Regions from separate parts of the Mus musculus genome. Here region 1 is linked to region 2. A link is a loop called in an ENCODE intact Hi-C map of the cell type or tissue named here. Cell type or tissue: left cerebral cortex. All regions are shown on one strand. Each heading gives the region's core, and the rest is flanking DNA. Links, peaks and the distances in the headings are about the cores only. Region 1 overlaps Skap2 (src family associated phosphoprotein 2). Region 2 holds the start of Evx1 (even-skipped homeobox 1).

Region 1 (9,876 bases), core at 1,487-9,486, 310 kb before region 2:
GGAGGGAGGGAGGGAGACAGGAGGGGCGAAATGGAACTCCTTGAGTTTAATTTGCTCAGATTTCATTATGGAGTTAAGTTTCAATTGAGAATATACTATGTTAGGAAATTAAACCCAAAGACTGACTCTTCCATTAGTCTGAAGACTCCACTAGGACAAACTAAAATATATCCCCTCTTACCTAACAGTCTTGCTATTTTTACAAAGTGGCCCACTAATAAGCTTAGATAATACAAACGAGAAGGTCAAAGGAAATTGCTTTCTAAATAAATCTGTGCATATTTAACAATACTGATAGAGTTGTAAGGACAAAAATCTATTAATTGTTTTTCACAGTTAGAGGGAAAGGGACCAAAGCTGCTGCATCTAAAGCAATCCCATTTAAAAACTAGATGCTGGCCCAGCGCAAGGGCTCGGCCAGAGTACATGTCTATGCTGGCCCAGCACAGGAAGAGCCAAAGGCAGGGGGATAAAAAAAAATCTAGATTCCAATAACTACAAATTTGAAACTTATTCTCTTGAAATGGTGTACCATTTAATACCTACTTTTTAAATGACTTAGACATTTCTAAAAACTTCTTTCAAAACTGAACTTCTGAATCAAGACTAACTTCAATCCTCTTGAACAATAAAGTCACAATAGAGAAATACACTGAGAAGGACTTACTGAATATCTACTATGTGTTACGTTACCTTCTTCTGATAAATCTATAAAGGAAGCAATACCTAAATCAGTACTAACACTAATACAAGGTAAAAATTTAACTCTTTGTGGTAAGCCTAATATGTATTAGAAAACTCTAGCTAATGATTAATAATAGTCTTTACAAAAATAGTAATGTGGTAACTGCAAAAATAACTATTTTAAGTCACTTTAAGAGAACTGTGACAGAGAACAATTATAAAATAATTATGTATTATGGGTAGGATGGTGTACATCCATGATCCCAGCTCTTGGGAGGCAGAGGCAGAAAAATCCTGAGCTAGAGGCTGGCCTAGAATACAAAAAGGGATGCTGTCTCAAAAAAAATTTTTTTTATCATATAACATAATTCCAGTACACAAAGACCTGGAGCCTACAGGGTTAGGGTTCAGGAGAGCACCCGACAGTGTCAGGATATATTGCAACTATGATAGTAGCATTAGTTACCCATCTTGCTCAAGAGTTCCAGAGTCACGGGGACCTTATGAAGAGGCAGTGTTTCTAATGAATAACAGGGACTATACCAAGCTCACTGTTTTCTGTCTAAATTCAAATCCTTTTTTTACTAAAAATGAAGGCATTTAGATAAACAACTGATGATTATTCTAAAGTTACAACTTGACAAAACTCAATGGGGAATCTATGCTCACAGAGTAGAGATCTTTTGAAAAAAGATGCATGCTGGGTAACCACTTTGCAACCATTAAATCTGTGTCCTTTACTAGTCCTAATAGGCTAGAAAATAGTCTTTTTAGAACAAAACTAAATATATTGTGAGGGTGTGATGGCATAAAATTACTCAGCTTCTCATATTTCTCCAAGGTATACATCTAATTTATCCACAGGCTTACTTTGTGCAGGCGCTCTCAGTGATTAGTTAACTCAATTCAGCAGTATTGAGCTGCAAATGACTTATTCAGAGGCAAATGATTATGGGGAAATCTCTGAATTCCACATTATTTGAACTCTTATTCTAAGCTCATTTTTCAATTTCTATCAAATACTGTATAAACTTCCATACTCTTTGGAGACAAAGAATGTATCTCAGTAATGTAATTTTAATATCCACACACCTGAACAAGTTCTAAAACAGAATCCCAAAGGGAAAGCTTGCAATTATACAATGGCTTCCCATTACCATGCCTTCTTAGCTTAAAATTGTTTAATGTCCAAATAATTAAGCCACAATGAGAGTTCAGCAAATACTCAGTGCAACAATATACGCCTTTTAAGAAGAGGTAAGACCTGGTATCTATTATTTCCTCACAAATAATGTATTATATTTTTAAAAAATCATCATCAAAATGTATAAGCCCATTTGTGCATTCACCTAGGTAAATGCAATAGGATTAAGGCCAAGTTTAAGACTCCCTGAGGCACACAACTGCAAGGACTAGGAAGGAGGAGACTTTGCCTGCTCTTGTCTGCATTTTAGTATGGCAAAGCTTCTCTTAGCTCACTTGGATCACACCGATCCTGACAAGGGACTGTGAAAGAAACTGTTAACTGCCTTGAAACTGAGGCTGTGTGGGGCTAAGAACTTGGTGTCCTAAAAGCTGTGGCTGGCCTCTCACTGCTGACAGCTCAGACGGGGGATTAATGTTAGGACCCAGTTAGAAGGTGCCACACTATTTTCTTGTCCAGACTTAGAAACTAGTTCCACAGATTAGGGGACCTCACGTTGTTATCGTCATACTAACCTTCACAAGCTGAAGGCCATGAGAGTGAATTAGCACCTTAGAGAGAAGGACAGTGTGCAGGTCCTCTCAAAGGACTCAAACTGTGAAGAACCTGGAAGCTCCAGTGCTGAGCAAGTGTCTCAAGTCTAAAGGAAATCTGTCAGCTCGCCAGCACTACCGCATACCTCAAAAACAATGAAACCAAATGCCCATCTCTAACAACGTCTAAAATACACATTTATTCCAAACAAAAGAACCAAAATAAAGATTGGCATTTATTTATCCTGTCAAATAAAATTCGTACCAGTTTTTACCCATCCTTTAAAATCATGACCTATAGCTCATGGGAGTGTCTTGCTTAGCACGTGACAATCCTGTGTTCCATCTCCAATGCCACAAAATCCCAAAGCACCTGCACCCCGTAAGACAATCCCTGTTGTGTGAGAGGGCAAGAGGTGACAGCTCGCTGGGGTCAGCTGAGCCCTGGCGGAGCTGTAAGGGCATGCCTGTACTTCGATTCCTACCGCTAACAAACAGGACCTAAGACTAGGATTCTACACAGAGAATTCTAGATCCGTTTCTCAATATTCCTCTCAGCAGGGGGAGCTAGCACTCTCATCTTGAAGGTCTAAACACATACCATGGAACTTAAAATTTTGATTCCAACTATAAAATTTCAGAACGGTGAGACTACCCTTTTCAAAATCTCCACCAAAGAAAATTATTTAAGATTTGAAATTTACCTTTGTCTTGAAATTCCTGAAGATAGCTGCAAAAATAAAGAAAAATCAAGGCAAGGTCTAATTAGTAACAATATTTCAAATCCAAACTCTGTATTACAAACATACATCTAGAAAAAAAAACATTTTCTGTCCTGAAATGACAATTCCTAAAGGCTTACAGAGTCATAATACATACAATTAAGTATGTAAAAAAAGAATTTTTATCAAGACCTAATAATAGAACATATCTTTATTATCTTTATTAATTTATTTGTTTACTTAATCAATGCACTAAACATTTAAAGGATTTTCTTTTTCAAAGTCTGGGGTATTTTCCACATAGATATTAAAATTTCCAAATATGTCCTCAGATGTTCAAAATAAATGCTTAGCATTTTGCTAGCATACTTAGAAAAAAATATATAATAATCAACAAAAAGGATTATCTACATTTGAAAATATTATAGTGGAAATATATTCTGTCCTTTAAAAGTACTTAACATTAATAAACCAGAACACAAAACTTAACTCCATAATAAACATTAATTACAGAGTTATTTCCAAGTAGTAATAAAAGGCAAATGACTTACACAGACTTTACATCTTTTATCTTCTTAATGAGAGATTCTCTCTTTTCCTTGGCTTTCTTGGATAAATTTTCTCCTTTCAGTGTGTCTGCCACAAATGTTTCAACATCTAAACCATGAAATATAAAAACAGTATACAAATTATAGAAAAGAACCTTTCTGTGTGAAGACAAATAGGTCAGTGATTGTTTCTACACTTAAGTGTTAATATCTGTGCAATCTATGGTAGTTATTTATCAGTCCAAAGCATAGCAGTTGAAGTACAGTTAAAAAACTAAGTTGGACAAATCAGTTCACCACTTAGCTAAATAAAATCTGTATATTGTACGCATGCTTAGCACAGCACATGCTATTCGGATGTTTGACATCATTAAACTAGGAAGAAACACACAAGTTTTAATAAACTACCATGACCCATAACACAAATTCTCTTCTGCAAAGCAAGCGGAAAGCTTTTATGCGCGTGCTACTGTCGCTTTATAATTATTTTTTAAGTTGCCCTAAGAACCAGTCACAGCATTTTATAAAGATAAGCTAAAAGCCTCTGATAGCACTTTGCTTTCCCCAGTATCATCTATTTTCAGGAACACATAATATCTAATGCTTAGAAGAAAAAATTAATCCCCTTTTTTTCCTAATCAAGATTCTCAAAAACTATCCTCCTCCTTGCTACCTGCCCCACCCATGCTGGCTACCCTCAAGTGAGAAGACACCCAGTTGTCCTTTGCTTCCCACCCTGCTCTTAGCTACCTGGAATACCATAGTTGAATAGAGAAGTGAGAAAAATGGGTTCTTCTACTATGAAAAAATACAGAGTCCAAATATAGCTTTGTATAACATTTCCCACAGCCTCTTCTGAAATTTCAGTAAACTCCTAAATATTGTGTTGGCTGACTCCTCTCCTATAAAGTTCCACGAAGTCTTTGCTGCTTTGACTCCTAGACATCCATTATTATTGTTCATAAAATATTGGATAGCTTACTGACACATATTTTATTTTCAGAATTTCATGGCTCACTTTAAAATATCTCTTAGAGAATTACATTAAAATGTTAGACAAATCACCCACAGCCCACACCAGAAAGATGTGTGACTTACTTTCTTTTTCCCTAACGACTTTGTCTCCTAACTTACAGTGATAAAAAGATCAAAATGTAATATTACACATAAGTACTAAAAAGTGCAATAATCTCAATTGTATTCATATTTAACCATTTAAAACCTACTATATAACCTAGAATCTAATCAATTTTAAATTCCTGATTATAGAAAGTATTTTGCTCCAATGAGGAACATGGATGAAGCTGTTACAGACTCACAATAAACGCATATTTTTTTGCTAAGCCAATAATACAAGGAAAAAATAAGATTAAAACATGAAACAATCTCTTAACAGCAAGTATATGTTAAAAGTAAGTATCAAACGAAATGAAAGCAAAATGTCCTGGCTCCTCTTTCCTTCTGTGGCCCCTAAAATATGGAGGAAAGAGGCAGAGGCAGAGGCAGAGGTCAGCAGACCTGGGACAAATTCTCATGTGGGTTCAAAAGAGTAAAACTTGAAGCAGCAGCTTCTACCCACAGGAGTAGGAGCAGGCCACCTCTGGACAAGCCGACTGTAGCTGAAAGAGATCATTGGCTTCCCTAGTATCCATCCATACAGTAACTTTTTAAAAGTGGACAAGAAGTAGCAGGCTACTGCAGCGAGCCCTCCCCAACCCACCCTATACTTGCAAGACTCACAGACACATAGACTGGTGAACAGTCGGCTTAATGTTATTTTCATTCAATGTTTGTCTTTAATTCCCTCTTCCACGAGTATTTAATTGCCTATTTTACATTTTCATTATGCAATCCCAGTTTAAACAAACAGGATCTATTTTCTATCTCCGTAAGCAATAACAGAACAAATTACTGCCCACGAGTTATTTCTTTAAAAGGTCATTTCAGTTTTATAAAAACTCAGAAAACCACCACAAAGACGCTGCATGTTCAACTTGCTGTTTCCTAAAAGCCTACCCAATGTGTCTGGAAAATGGGACCCCATCCCTCTATTTTGAGAAAACGTTTTTTTGAAAAAGTGCAGGAAAAACCCGAATTTCTCAAGGGGAGGCCTAGGTATGGAAAAGGTCTATACTTTTAAAGCGACACGTTTAATATATTTATTCCCAAGCTTTTTCCTAGAAAATGCTTTACTGTTAGGACGAGTTTTCCAAACATTGGCTTTCTCGATAATTCTCCAGAAGGATACAGGGAACAAACTGCTTTGCTGGGGGTGGTGTTTAACGAGAATTTTAGCTGGGAAAAGCTGCAATAATCTGGATTGTTGGTTGCCAATAGACTTGGTTGGTATTTAAGCTTTTGAAGTCTTAAAATATACAGTGAGTCAGATCTAACGGATGAAGTACGCCAGCCTGCGCTGGCAGCAATAGCGGTACTGCGCAGCTTGCCGACTTTTCTCCCTGGCGCTTTTGCCAGCCCTGGAACAGGGATCACGGACCAGGCTGTCCTGGGGTGCCCCAGCCTTGCCCCCCAGAAACCAGCCCAAATCCAGCCTGCCTTAAACCTCCGGCTCTTGTCCACGTAGCTGGGAACAGAGAGCTGGGCACAGAGCAGCTGAGTTTGGGACAGCCACGCTAGACAAATGGGGCTGGATCTGTGGCTTTGTACCTCAAAGCCAGAGTAATATTTCAAAAGGCAGCAATAAAACTCTTGGGTAAATCAAGCGCTCCTCTGGCTGGTTGGAAAAGAGATTTGAAGCTTTTTATTGTGCTCTAAATAGCCCTGCAAATGGTGAAATAGCCTGCCGCGGTGAGCTAGCAAGCCGCCATGGCCCTTTTTTACCTTCCTTTAGAGGTCGTGTCCTCCTGTTCATATGTAGATTTCCCTGACTCCTTTCTGTAATTCCGGGGAACTGGTAATTTGACTACAGGAAAAGGTCAGCCTGCGCAGGCTGGCCCCTAAGCCCAGGGACTGAGACTCCCTTTTTCTCCGAAAGAGAGGTTTTATTTTACCCACGGGCGCCAGCCACGAAAGAGCGGGATTGAGGGGTGGGAGGCGGCTACTGGGCTTATGCCAATAAGGCCTGGAAAAGAGGGTGCCACCAACGCAAAAGACCGATGGGGCACCATCAAAGGCCGCAGGTCACACAGCCTGCATCTAACGGAAGCATCACCTCCACTCCCATGGGCATCAACTGCAAGGTAGCCACAGGAAAAAGTTATCTCGGTCACAGTAAACGGGGTGGTAAGTTTTTGCTCCTGTTACACCTTAACTTTGTCAAGAGTAAGCCATCCAGTGGGAACAGCTGTAAAAGTCTGGGGCAAGGCAGCTGACAGATCAGATTTACAACTGCTTTGTCCATAAATGTTAAGGTCTGAAAACACAATGAAAAGATGACGTGTTCTGAGAGCCCAGCAATCCTTGTGCAGCTACATCAGAGAATCACTCAGCAGACAACTGACCCCTGAGAAGTGAGCACTTAAACACCCTGCCCACTGAGTCTCCTTTCTGTTTTCTTTTTCTTTATACACGTGAACCCCTAGAAAAACTGCCACCCTGCCTTCCTTTAGACTGAGTGAGGACAAGTATCACACTCACACACACACACACTCACACACACACACACTCACACACACTTTTTTTTAAAACCATCTTCCATGGTAATCCAACAGTAAAAAGGTACAGGAACAAAAGTCTTCCAATGATAAACTCCTCCACGAGGCAGTCAGAATTCAGCACCTGTCCTCACAAACCCCTACTCTGGAACAGCCTAGAAGACCTGCAGCCTGGAGGTGAGAACAAGGCAACCTCCCTCTTCTCTCTACCTAACACACACACACACCTCTGTGCTGACCTGAATCTGCCTAAAGGAGAAAGCAAGAACTGGCTGGGGGGAGCCACCGTTTGCTGAGTCTCACATCAATAAAATAACTGTAAAGACCAACCCTGGTCCCCCAGATGGCTTTACTATTTAACCCCACATGTCTCCCTACTTTATGGTGGGAACCAGATTTTACTTTGTTCAATGAGCTGTCAGTCACCCCAACTTAATGTGTTAACTTAAAGCCTACACTTTCAGCTGCCATCAGAACAGAATCACACTTTCTGTTAAAACAGGGAATGAATGGTCTGACCAAACAGCTACTGAGGAAAATATAAAAATCAATTCAGCCGGGCACATGCAGATCAATGGAGCAAAACACCCAAAGTTGGAAACTGGCTAATTGAAAATTTATTGATTGTTCTAGCCAATGCCTTCCCCTGAATTACCTTGCACTTTCGCATGTTACTGCTGAACTGTGGACTTTTAAACATGACAAGAGACATGAAGAAGCACAGATCACCGAGTGCAAGGGGTGAAGCAAATCTGAGTTTTATAATCCAGTCTGCTACAAAATTCTCAAAACTGGCGATACAAGCTAAATGGTTTATTATGATAAAAGGCTGGGCTGTTGAAAGAGAAGCCTGGCCATCTTTCACCCTCTTTAGGTTTATCTAATCAAAATCTTTTCACCACACACTTCAAAGAAACCACAGTGAGTAACACAGCGTCTGAGATTTACACTATTCCCACCCACCACTGGGTAGCACCTAATGTAATGTGTTCAGAGTGTGATTGGAAGAGAAACGTAAGCTCAGTAGGATGAAAAAGATAGACTTGGCTTTAATTGAAAAGGACAAACTAAATAAATAATGAGGATATAAAACCTAGCCTGTGCCACTTTTATCACCCATATATGACACTTAATATTCAATTTATGGGCAACAACTGAACTGTGTTTCAAACCACCAGAGCCTTTCCCTCCTCTTGTGTCCTTACCTTCTCTCTACAAGCACTTCAAGGCGAGAATCAGCAGAGATAAACATAGTCGGAAAGTTCATTTTTTAGTACAGTTAGATGTTTTGAAAGAAACTAATGCTGATTAAGATTACATTAACAATTTAAAATGCACATACTTTCAAGAGCCTTACTTAGTAATCCAAGGAAAAATACTTTCACTGGAAAGCCATGCTAACATAGCCCCCAACAAGAAAAGAAGGTGTTTTACCCTTAAGTAAATAGATAAGTAATTTTCCTAATGCTACTTCTTCATTTACAGATACTATTTGACCCAGACAAAATCTCTATAACATCTGGACCCTTGATTTGCAAATGCATATCCGTATTTGTAGAAGGAAGGCTCTTAGAGGTGCCGTAGGTTGATCTCACTTCCAGACCCAATGTTCTCTTATCGACTTGATCCTCATTAGTTGCTGCTGCCAAAATAGGGAGGCTTGTCCTGGCTCTGTGATAATCCAGGTACTTAGAAGAAGGTGGCTACTGGTGACTCAGTAGGTGGCACTCTTCCCTTTGCATACTCAGCCAGGGCTCCAGGAGGAAGCTATGAACACCAGATATACCATAAATAATTCTTACAAGGAAAATAAAGCTAAAGTGGTGACCAAATTATAAACAGGAATTGGAAAGGTGAGAAACAAGCCATAGTGCACTTGGCATTGAAAAACCCTACCTTGGTTTCAACTGAATTGCATTCTTTATCAAATGCCCCAAACAGTGTGATCTATTACACTGTGTGAAGGAGGTGAAAGGAAAAAAAAAAAAATGTCCTGGAAATCCCCAGTAGGGGGAAAAGGCAATATTTCTAACCAAAACTGCCATCTGAACAAATCTCAAGGTCACCTTGCTAAAACCATATAGTCACTTTCTTATGGCTTGTTCAATTTGGTTTTAATTTTTCAGTGCCCCAACGGTTATTTTCTTCTAACAGTGGTTTCATTTTCTAATTTATTAAAAAGGTAACACTTCCCGCTTAAAATCTGTTGATATGATATGAATGGATGAAAATGAGTGCAAATATCTGATTGCGAACTCCTAGCAGCCCCGTCCTTCCAGGGTGATTAGACCAGCAAGCGCTGCAGGCAGCAGGCAGCACTCCCAGGGCTGTTCACCTTCTGCCTGCCAGAGGAGCGCCCACATAAATCAAGGCCATGCTTGCTATTAGTTCTAGTCAAAATATTTGGGTATAAGGTAAGATTAAATGGCCAAGGCTTGGGGCTATCCTTTGGTTTGAATTATCCAGGATAAACCTGTTCTTTCATTGTTTGAGAGTGGGGGGTGTCAAAGGTTGATTCAACAAAATTTTATATAAACTGTACTAAAAAGGAATAATTTAACATTTATTTTT
Region 2 (9,876 bases), core at 1,267-9,266:
GAAGTGGAGCTGACTGATAGATACTCCCACTGCCAACCCCTCTAGCTGCGAAGACCCAGAGTCACAGAAACTTTGCGGAAATAATCCCTGTCACAACCTGAAAGGTCACAGAGGACCAGGGGACAGTATCTACGACAGCTGGGAGACTCTTACTATTTAGAAGGATGCTCTCTTTGTTCTTACATTTGACGAAAGAAAAGTTCATTTCTTTTTCTTTCCCTAGACGACGCATTCACCCCTTCTCCCCGGGAGAAAGCAGGTCCCTGGACTTTCACCCTTGCCTTTCAGCCAGCCATGTGCAAAGGTGCTCTGGACCGCTCAGGACCACTGCCGACCACGCCCCACGGGCCTCGGGTCACTTAGACAGCTCCCACAACCGCAGCCGCCTCTCTCCCAAGCCGGATTTTCTTGCGAAGCGAAGCTGTTTCCGTGGGGATCCACATTCGGTGGCCCAAGCAAAGGTTTAGATTCCATTTAAAACGACTGGCGCGACTTATCTCCCCTTGGCTCCCTAGGATTCTCAGCCACCCTCTATCCCTCCTAGCCGGGCGGAAGCCAAACCCACAGCGTTTGAAGTTCAGAGAATTCCAATCCTCGAAGAACTGGCCGCATCTGAGCCGATCGCCCCAGCAGGAGAAGGACTGCAAGTCGGCGGGGCTGCAGCGGAGAGATGCACCGGGGCGGACTCCACTAAGGTGGCTGTCACCTCTCTTTGCTTTCGAAGGGTTACCTTGCTTCACGCGCTATTAGAAATTTCCTTCCTTCTTCCGCTGCTCAGTAAATAACCTTCATAATACAACGATAGTGAAGATTAAAACACACTTCCCAAGCAGGAAGAAAAACAAAAACAGTAACAACCCAAGACAAAACAGAACAAAAACCCCCAAACCGTGTCTTTCTCCAGCACTCTCTTTTCATCTGCAGTGAAAAATTCTACTCCCTTCATTTGAAGTCGGCCAATTGCTGATATTAGAAGTGACATTTAGTTGGATTTCTTTCTTTTCTTTTTTTTTTTTTTTTCTCTTTAAGCATCGGCATAGGTAGGGAGAGGTTCAAGTAGGGACCTCAAAACTAGGATGCTAAGTAGATGGAGGCTGCTTTAAAAAGCTATGCTGGGGTCTGGGGAGGAATTTGGGACTGGGGGTGGGCTGAGAAGGGATTTTCATGAAGCTCAGATCTGGAGCAGACAGGAGGCTGCAGCCTTCAGAGAGTCTGAGGCCCCTCCTGGAGATGTAAGGAAAGCCTGGCTCCATCCGACTGACCCAGGAAGGAGACTAAATGGCACCCCTTGATCTCACAATTCTGTTCTGCTTTCATCTCTAGGGAAAATGCTGAGTAAAAGGGGATCAAACGTTGAACATTCCCATTGAATGCAAAGCTGGGGGCGGGGCAGGGAAGTCAGACCAGCCTCCCTCTGAGAGGGAGGGCAGTGAAGTAGTGGCTAGTTCATGGGGGGGGGGGGGGGGGGCTGGGAGAGTGGGTGTCTCACAGGCCCAGCCCCAGAAGATGCAGCAGCAGCAGCAGCCCTGAGACAGATTCAGGAGTCTAGAGAACAGAGAGACCAAGCAGACTCTGGCTGGAGTGAGAAAGCCAGGACAAGCCAGAATTGGTGGATATCTCCTCAGGGCAGGAGAAGATCCGAGAACTCACTATCCCCTTGACCCCATCTCTGCCTTGGCCTCTGAAATCTTTCTCTAGATTTCTGGGCTGGCAGTGTTCAGCAACTGCTGGCTTTGGGGGTTAATAGGGAGTGGACACATTTGCTTGGATACCACCCTTCTTGTCATCTGCCCTTGTTCCCCAGGCAAGATTAACAAACATTTGCTGCATCAGGAGAGAAATGGAAAGCCAGAGTCGTTTTCCTAAACCTCTGGCTTCCTCCATTATTTCCATAATCCTAAATCAGCCAGATTGAGGGAAGGGTAGAGAGAAACTGAGAAAAGGGTAGGAGACAGAGGACAATGAGGGAATCACAGGAACTTTCTTAGAAGCTGGGGCTTTGCCTTGGGACACAGGAGTTTTTATCCCCACCCCCCGCTTCTTCAGCTAAGAGGGCAGGCTGCTCACTAGTGGAAAATATTGCAGGGGGAGCCAGAGAGGGGGATGGAGGAGCTAAACTCGGAGGGTGCTCACCTCTGCCCCTCAATCTGGCCCACCTGCCAGGCTCCGCAGGAGATTCTTCTACTCCTTCTCCCAAACACCAAGTCCCAGAATTCCACAGGTCCAGACCTTCACCTCCTCAGAGGATTAGCCTAGTCCCTTCACCCCGCCTACTGCCTGTTTTTGTTTTTTGTTTTTGTTTTTTGTTTTCCCCATGACATTTCAACAACTTTCTCTCCTACCTCTAGCTTTGGACACAGAAAATCTCTTTTGGGTAGAGCCCAGGAGAGGACCCTGCAAGCTCAAACCCTGCTGATACTCTTTGCCACACAATCTACCCACAGCTGCCCTAAAACCATCAGAGAAGGCCAGCACCTTCTACCTGGGCTCCTTCCGTACTACCAGAGCAGGGGGCCGGATTGCCAGCTCCTTTTCATTAGAACACGCCGTTTGTGGCAGAATTCGTTGACTCTGTAGAAATACCTAAAATACAGACAGAAAAAGAAAGGCCAATCTTAGACCCTTTCCCTAACCGACATACCTGAAATAGCCCGGAGATAAGCCAAACCAAAAGATGTTTTCTTCTATGAAGAGCCAATCCAAATTCAAATCAGGCCATCTAGATAGAGATAATTAACAACAACAACTCATTGAACACTTCGAATTTTAGCCAGGTGATCTGGGTGGGGAGAGATTTTTCTTCTTCTTCTAAAATCGAGGAACACTGTGTTAGCACACAAGGCCGGTTCTCAAAGGGGAAAACGATATCTTTTGGCTGTTAGGGGATGAAAATAAAGTTTGGTTCTTAGGAGGGAGACAGATGGGGTTGGGGAGATGAGGGAGGAACGGGTACTTTAGGCTCAAGCTCCCCAGACAACTGAGGTGGAGGGTACCTTTTCAGTAGCTGGTTAAAAAAAAAAAAAAAAAAAAAAAGACAAGCGGTTGTATTAATACTCAGAAAACCTGGGTTTGTAAACAGCTTCCAAAGAGTAGCTATGGATTCTTTCATTAGTATTAGATCTAGACACCAGGTTAAGAAAACAGAAGTCAAAACAACAATAAAATAAAATTTCAAAAGCATTTTTCAATTACCAAGTCCTGTTGCCCCTGTGGAACTCGCTGCGCGCCTTAAGCGCTCCCTTTTCTGTGTGCGGAATTCCATTTGCATCCTCTGTGTCTGGGTGTCTCCCTTTCCCAGTGTGTGTGTCTCTCTGTTTTCACACTCTCCTCCCCATTCGAGCGAGGCCCACACCTGGCGCATCACTGCCGAGCCATTAGCTGCGGGTCTCCTTTCATCTTCACTGTGGCAGACGTTTCTATTTATCCACTTGCGTTCGCCGAGTGGCGTCACCAGCGGTACTGTAATGACGATTGCAGCAGGAGGATGACAGCTTAGAAAGAAGAGGGCAATGGGGCTTCCTCCCAGAGGCGGTGCGGCACAGAGGAGCGCTCGCATCACAAGGTGACCCTAGCTCCCCACTGCCATCTCCGCGGTCGCCGTCGACACGGCGCTGGGGCTACCCGGCGCCTGCCTTGTCGCCTTAGCTCCTCTTCTCAGCCAAGATCCCAGGGAGCCTGGGATTAGGAGCTTACTTGGGGGTTTTCCCCCTCCCCCCCTCTGGAGAGTCCGGGGATGGAGAGCCGAAAGGACATGGTTATGTTTCTGGATGGGGGTCAGCTTGGCACTCTGGTTGGTAAGAGGGTCTCTAATTTGTCCGAAGCCGTGAGCAGCCCGCTGCCTGAACCGCCAGAGAAGATGGTGCCCCACGGTTGCCTGAGCCCGCGAGCCGGCCCTCCGACTTCCCGGGAGCGTGGCGGGGGAGGCCAGGAGGAGGAGCCGGTCGATGGACTAGCAGGCAGTGCTGCAGGGCTGGGCGCCGAGCCACGGTCTGCTGGAGCGGCCATGCTTGGCCCGGGACCCCCAGTCCCCTCCGCGGACAGCCTCTCTGGCCAAGGGCAACCTAGTAGCTCAGACACCGAATCGGATTTCTATGAAGAAATCGAGGTGAGCTGCACCCCAGACTGCGCCACCGGGAACGCCGAGTACCAGCACAGCAAAGGTAGCCACCTTGCCCCTCCGCTCCCCGGTCCGCCCACTCCACCCACAGTTCCCTTCATCTCAGGCCAGGTGCAAGATGCTCCTTTCCCTTGGGGCAGGATGGCTGGGGGTTGGGTGAGTGGGGCGGGGGCACCTGAACAACTCTTTTGCTCTCTGCACCTTAGTGTGTGTGAGGGCTCTCGTGTTATCCCATTAGAGTGACAGTTGTGCCTGGACGAATGTCAGCGTTGGCACAAGTCTTGACTTGAGGGGTCCAAAACGCACCCCAACCTCCCAACCCCCGAGTTTTGTGGGAATGATTCAGCTAAGACGGAAAGACACATCCGTCGGGTAGGGCAAGATCAAACGGTTGTCCGGGCAGTTTGACTGGAGGGGAGCAAGGCACAAGGAGGCGCGGAAGCCCGGAGAATATAAAGGACCGTAAAATCGTGGCGGACTCTGGTCTCCGGAGGGCTGCAGCCCTCCGACCAGTTTGCACGTCGGTCAGAGGTCCAAATTACCTTGTCACTTCCCGGGCTGGCGGCGCCAGGTCGGAAATGGTCCCAATGGTCTAATTGCCTTTGGTCTCCGGTTGCATTTGAAAAGGCGGGGATTGGGCCCTCCCCCTCCCTCTTTCCCTCAGTCTCACTTCTCCACCCAAAGGAAAAGCAGCTGCAGGGGGGCTGGAGCCCCACCCTCCTCTGGGGTGGGTCTAAGGGGTTGGTACTTTAATTACACTGCTCCTTCTCACCAGGGGCTAATGGGAGTGGGGGTGGATAGCTCAGAAGGGAGTCTCTCTATACCAACAATATCCACTCCTAGGAATGAAAGACTGGAAGCCCATCAGCAGACACACCTCCACAAAACCATGGGAATGGGTGGGAAAGGCTTGCCTCTACCTCTAGGCCTAGGCAGCCAACACCACCTTGTTAAGTATCCACCTCCATCTCCTATCATCTTATCATCTATCTAACCCAGCTTCTCTACCATACCATGTCCTCACAACCCATACTCAAAATATACCACTCCTGCAATAGGTGCAACCCAACACACATCCCCACACCTGGTACTGGCATACTGGTGCACACACACACAAGATCGAGGAAGCTCACTGTATGTCCAACAAGCTACAATACATTAACCTCAAGAATTCAGTGTTCCGGCACATCCTTACCCATCCCTACCAACACAAGCAGAGAGTTCAGGGGATATGCCCTTTGCTGCACCCAGGGGCAAGCGGAAGGGAAGCCTTTAGACCCAGTATGCCTTAGGTCCAGGTCTTCCAAACAGCCACTTTAAGCCTGCCCCAAACCTTTTCTGTGTCAAGACCTCTCCGGTGAAGCTTCCAGAGCCCCAGCAGAATCAGTGACTGAGGAAGCTAAGGGGTTCTCCTTCTAATGCCCCTCCTCCAGCCTGAAGTCAGCATTTGTTTGTGTATTTGTGTTGTGTCTCTGTATGTGCACCTGTGTGCTCTGGGCTCCTGTGCAGCGCCAGGCTCCGATGCTCTGGGTAGCAGTCCTACCAGTGGCAGCGAGGCCCCCAAGAGTAACGGTGGCAGCGGCGGCAGCGGCTCTCAAGGCACCCTGGCCTGCAGCGCCAGTGACCAGATGCGCCGATACCGCACGGCCTTTACCCGGGAGCAGATTGCAAGGCTGGAGAAAGAGTTCTACAGGGAGAACTACGTTTCAAGACCGCGGAGATGCGAACTGGCAGCAGCCTTAAACCTTCCTGAAACTACCATCAAGGTAGGCTGGGCTAGGATCCTCGAGGTGGCTATGTACCTAGGTTAGTAGGAAGGAGATGTCAACGGTCTACTGCAGCTGAATCGTCTGGGCCTGGACTCTCCAATCTGGTACACTCAGAATTTCCCTCTGACAGTCCATAGTCAGCCACTGCTGCCAAGATTCCCGTCCTTTTCCTAGGCAAACAGACTACGGAGACAGGTGACTGCAAGTGACAGTGTCCCCAAAGAACAGGGAGCCCTAAATCTATGGGAAAATGTCTTTTGCCTCCCCAGATCCATTGAGGCAGGCCTTCCTCTTAGTACCCTCACTCCAGCTTGTGATGCTAAGCCCGGTGGGCAGGCTGAGCGGCTGCCCAGTCCTGCTCCCGAGGGTTTCCATCTGGGTTGGTGGCCTGCCCTTGTCAGCTGGAGTTGCTTTTGACTCTCCCCCCACTCCCCAGCCCCCCTCACTGCGAGCATGGCCCTCGCACCCCACCCACCCCCAGCCATGGGCCTGGGCCTGGCGCAGCCCTCCAAGGCGCTCCTCTTCCTCTCCTCAGGTGTGGTTTCAGAACCGGCGCATGAAGGACAAGCGTCAGCGGCTGGCCATGACGTGGCCGCACCCGGCCGACCCTGCCTTCTACACCTACATGATGAGCCACGCGGCGGCCGCGGGCGGCCTGCCCTACCCCTTCCCGTCGCACCTGCCCCTGCCCTACTACTCGCCCGTGGGCCTGGGCGCCGCGTCCGCCGCCTCGGCCGCCGCCTCGCCCTTCAGCGGCCCCCTGCGCCCGCTCGACACCTTCCGCGTGCTCTCGCAGCCCTACCCACGGCCCGAACTGCTGTGCGCCTTCCGCCACCCGCCGCTCTATCCCGGCCCGGCGCACGGACTCGGCGCCTCGGCCGCCGCCGCCGCTGCCGCCGGGCCCTGCTCCTGCCTCGCCTGCCACAGCGGCCCGGCCAACGGGCTGGCGCCCAGGGCCGCCGCCGCTGCCGCCGCCTCAGACTTCACTTGTGCCTCCACCTCCCGCTCGGACTCCTTCCTCACGTTCGCCCCCTCTGTGCTCAGCAAGGCCTCCTCCGTGGCGGCGTTGGACCAGAGAGAGGAGGTGCCCCTCACCAGATAAGGGGGCGCCCTCGGGGCTGCCGACTGCAGGATGGACGTCGTGGGGTGGAGGTCGGGGGAGCCTTCGGGGCTCCTCCAGCATCCCACCTGTCACCTCTCTTCTCAGATGCACAGGGGAAAGGAGGTGGAGGTGGGGGGGGGGACACCATAAAGGACTCCGCCTAGAGGATCCAGGAGCCCCAGAAGCGACATTGGCTGCTTAGGAGCAGGAATGGGGTGGGAAAGCGTCCCCTGGGGTGGCCAGGCCTTGCCATTCTCCACCGAAACCACCACTCTATCAGAGGTCGAGGCCTTGGTTCAACAGCTACCCGGGAACAACCCACTCCCAAGCCCCTCGTACCCTTCAACTGGGCCCCCACTCTCCTGTCAAGGGCAAGAGCTGCGAAGGGAACTCGCTGTTTCTTGGAACAAAATGCTGTGTATGCAGAGCAGGTAGAAATTAATCTTCACCAGCTTTTCCAACGCATGGCAGGGGGCTTGTTGATGGCAACATCCCAGCCATTTAGGGGAGAGATGATTTACTGCTAGGGAGATGCTTGCCACTTGGCGAGGAACCTGGGAGCCGGCTCACCTTCCCAGGGCCTCAACTACACAGCATCTGGGGAGTGGTACCCTCTACCAGCCACTGACTTCTTTCCCTATTTCTGGCTTTGTGACATCTCACGACCCGACCTGTGCAGCTCCAGCCTTCTCCCTTCCGGTTTGACATTGGCAGGGAAGGGGCAGGGGCTCCAGGGTCCCTAGGCAGCTTCTGTGGGGCGAACCTCTTCTCCCTTAACCCAGCACACAGCCTGATTAGCAAGTGATGGGTGAGGAGGGGTTTTTGAATGTTGAATGTATGTATAATAATGATCACCACTCTGCTGGGCCACCAAGCCCGGAGCTGCTGAGCCGGTCTAACAAGGCGCCCTGGGAAGAGCTTAGGGAACGGAGACTTCTTACATTCTTCTCTCATTGTCTCCCCAAATTGCCACAGGGCCTTGGCTTTCAGCTGCCAGTACAAACCTTCAGCGCCTCTGGAGGACCCTGTCTCTCCCCTTCACTGGGGTTTATTGGGGAGCCACTTAGGAACTCCTGTACTCATCCTTATAGCCAGTGTTTGAGGAAAAGGACAACTTCAATCATCCAATGCAGGCTTCCCTCCACTGGGAGGAAGTGGTCCTTCCTGCAGGGAATGAATTTGGTTTGGTTTGGGGTTTTCCTTTGCAGCCCAAAGAATTTGCTGTTATGATTTGTTAACCATATTGCAATAAAAGCTGAACATGATTCTTACTTTAGCATTTAAGCATAAGTTTTGTTTTGTTTTGTTGCTATTTTTGAATTGCTAATTTAGCTACCGTGGGCATGTATAGGGACAGAATAAAGGAGATGGACTCACAGAGGGAGGGGTCTCCTAAGTCCCTGTTGGGCATTGGCAGGATCCAAACAAACACTGCAGGAAAGTAGAAGTCTGTCTTCCAGATGACTGGGGTGTAGGCTTGGTTAGTTCTGGGAGTATCTAGGACTTGCCATAGGTAGATTGGCCCCCTAAAGTGTTCAGTTTGCCTAGGGCTCATCCCTCTAATGGATGAATCCTTCAGTTGCTCCAATAGGGGACTTCAGGGCTGCCATCTCCTTTAGTCCTTCCTCCATGATGAGCCTGATGAGATAAGTAGTAATGACAGGTGCTGGACCATTCCAGAGAGCAGTGTTTGCTGGTGGAGTCAGGCCTCCATCCATGCATAGAAAGAAGTGGCTGGATGAGGGTTGGGATGGTCCTACCTGGAGGATGGAATTCTGGCACTACATAGCACTTCCCCGACCTACTCAAGAGTGCCTCGTTCTGAAATCCCAGCCCAGTAGCCTTCTGGGAAGCTAGGAAGGTTTGGGTTGCCTAGCAGGGAGGGTTCTCTGCTGGGCAGTGGGAACTCCACAAATGCCCTCTGCCTTCTTGTATACTGTGGCCCCGCGTGGAACCTTCTACCCAGCAACTGTGCTCCCACTCTTTCCTGCCCCCAGGCCCTCGAAGTTCCCTCTGAAGCCAGGGGCTCCCCAGTGCCAAATCCCAGCAAATTTTGCAGTTGCTCCACATCGGGCAGAGATTGCTTGCGACAGGTAAATGGGCTGCGGGTTGCCTTAATGCCAGGCGTATTTTCAGTTAATAGGGAGGGAAAATGAGGTGTCTGCAGCGATATTGGAAAGTACAAGATCGATGATCCGGCCTCGTGTCCAATCAGCAGCCTTTAATTGACTGTATTTTCTGGGTAATTGAGCCTCTCTTCCTCCAAATTGAAGTGGAAGATATAACAATACATCTTGCCAGGAGGAATTACTCATTACTTCATAATGAAATTTCCCTTTTGCCAAGGTTTGCGGTTTGGCAGTAGGCACCACTTCTCACTCTATGAGCCCCCCCCCCCCCCCCAGCTTAGCGTGCCTGCACCAGGCCATGCCATCTGGCTTGACATGCCTCACGTTGGTTGGGAGAGCAGACTTGACTATGAAGGTACTGTCCGTCTCTAGCTTCAAGTTCGGACTGTAGAACAGATAAGGCAGACCAGGCAAGAGGCCTAACGTGGGATTGTTTTTGGTTTTGTTTCTTTTTAAACTTCTGAGTCTCTTGTCTTAACTGAACTCTGGCAAGGTCCCATTTTGCCTGAAGCTCTGAGCTGTGCACAGCAAACGGTGACTAGGATGCACCTATGAGTTTCAGGTTCTTGATTCTTCCTCCCCTAACACATAACACACACTGGGCTTTGGGACTCTGAGCCCAAGATCTGGGTTCAACAGCGTTTCACATTTTAGTTTCCCCTGCAGCTTCTGAGTCCTGGCAGAACCTGCAGGTCTGAAAACAAGGTCCAGTGCTCAGCTTGGGTCTGCCTAGAGCTGCAAGACTCTGCAGACCAAGTG

What was found. A loop is a pair of places that touch in the nucleus more often than their neighbours do. Peaks named below come from ENCODE experiments on the same cell type or tissue, not always from the same donor. Only the 100,000 strongest peaks of a DNase experiment are listed, where the experiment ranks them.
Region 1: a loop joins it to region 2, with 9 times the contacts of the local background. A loop is called at or near these places in 5 of 42 quality-filtered maps.

What each region holds. Positions count from the first base shown.
Region 1 is chr6:51,999,956-52,009,831 of GRCm38, forward strand. It overlaps Skap2 (src family associated phosphoprotein 2), which reads right to left. Exons shown (of 13, transcript NM_018773.2): 2 at 3,695-3,800; 3 at 3,126-3,151. Among named protein-coding and RNA genes, the nearest start is that of Skap2, 7.7 kb to the right of the region's middle. In left cerebral cortex, for the core only: CTCF peaks have their summits at 2,980 (motif pointing right), 9,032 (motif pointing right) and 9,315 (motif pointing right); DNase peaks (open chromatin) are centred at 2,969 and 6,093.
Region 2 is chr6:52,310,112-52,319,987 of GRCm38, forward strand. It overlaps Evx1 (even-skipped homeobox 1), which reads left to right and starts at 3,387. Exons shown (of 3, transcript NM_007966.4): 1 at 3,387-4,160; 2 at 5,627-5,883; 3 at 6,422-8,267. The coding sequence starts at 3,734. The coding sequence ends at 6,988. It overlaps Evx1os (even skipped homeotic gene 1, opposite strand), which reads right to left and starts at 4,721. Exons shown (of 4, transcript NR_038163.1): 1 at 4,660-4,721; 2 at 3,193-3,459; 3 at 2,642-2,719; 4 at 1-786. In left cerebral cortex, for the core only: no CTCF peak of the experiment used is centred there; a DNase peak (open chromatin) is centred at 2,612.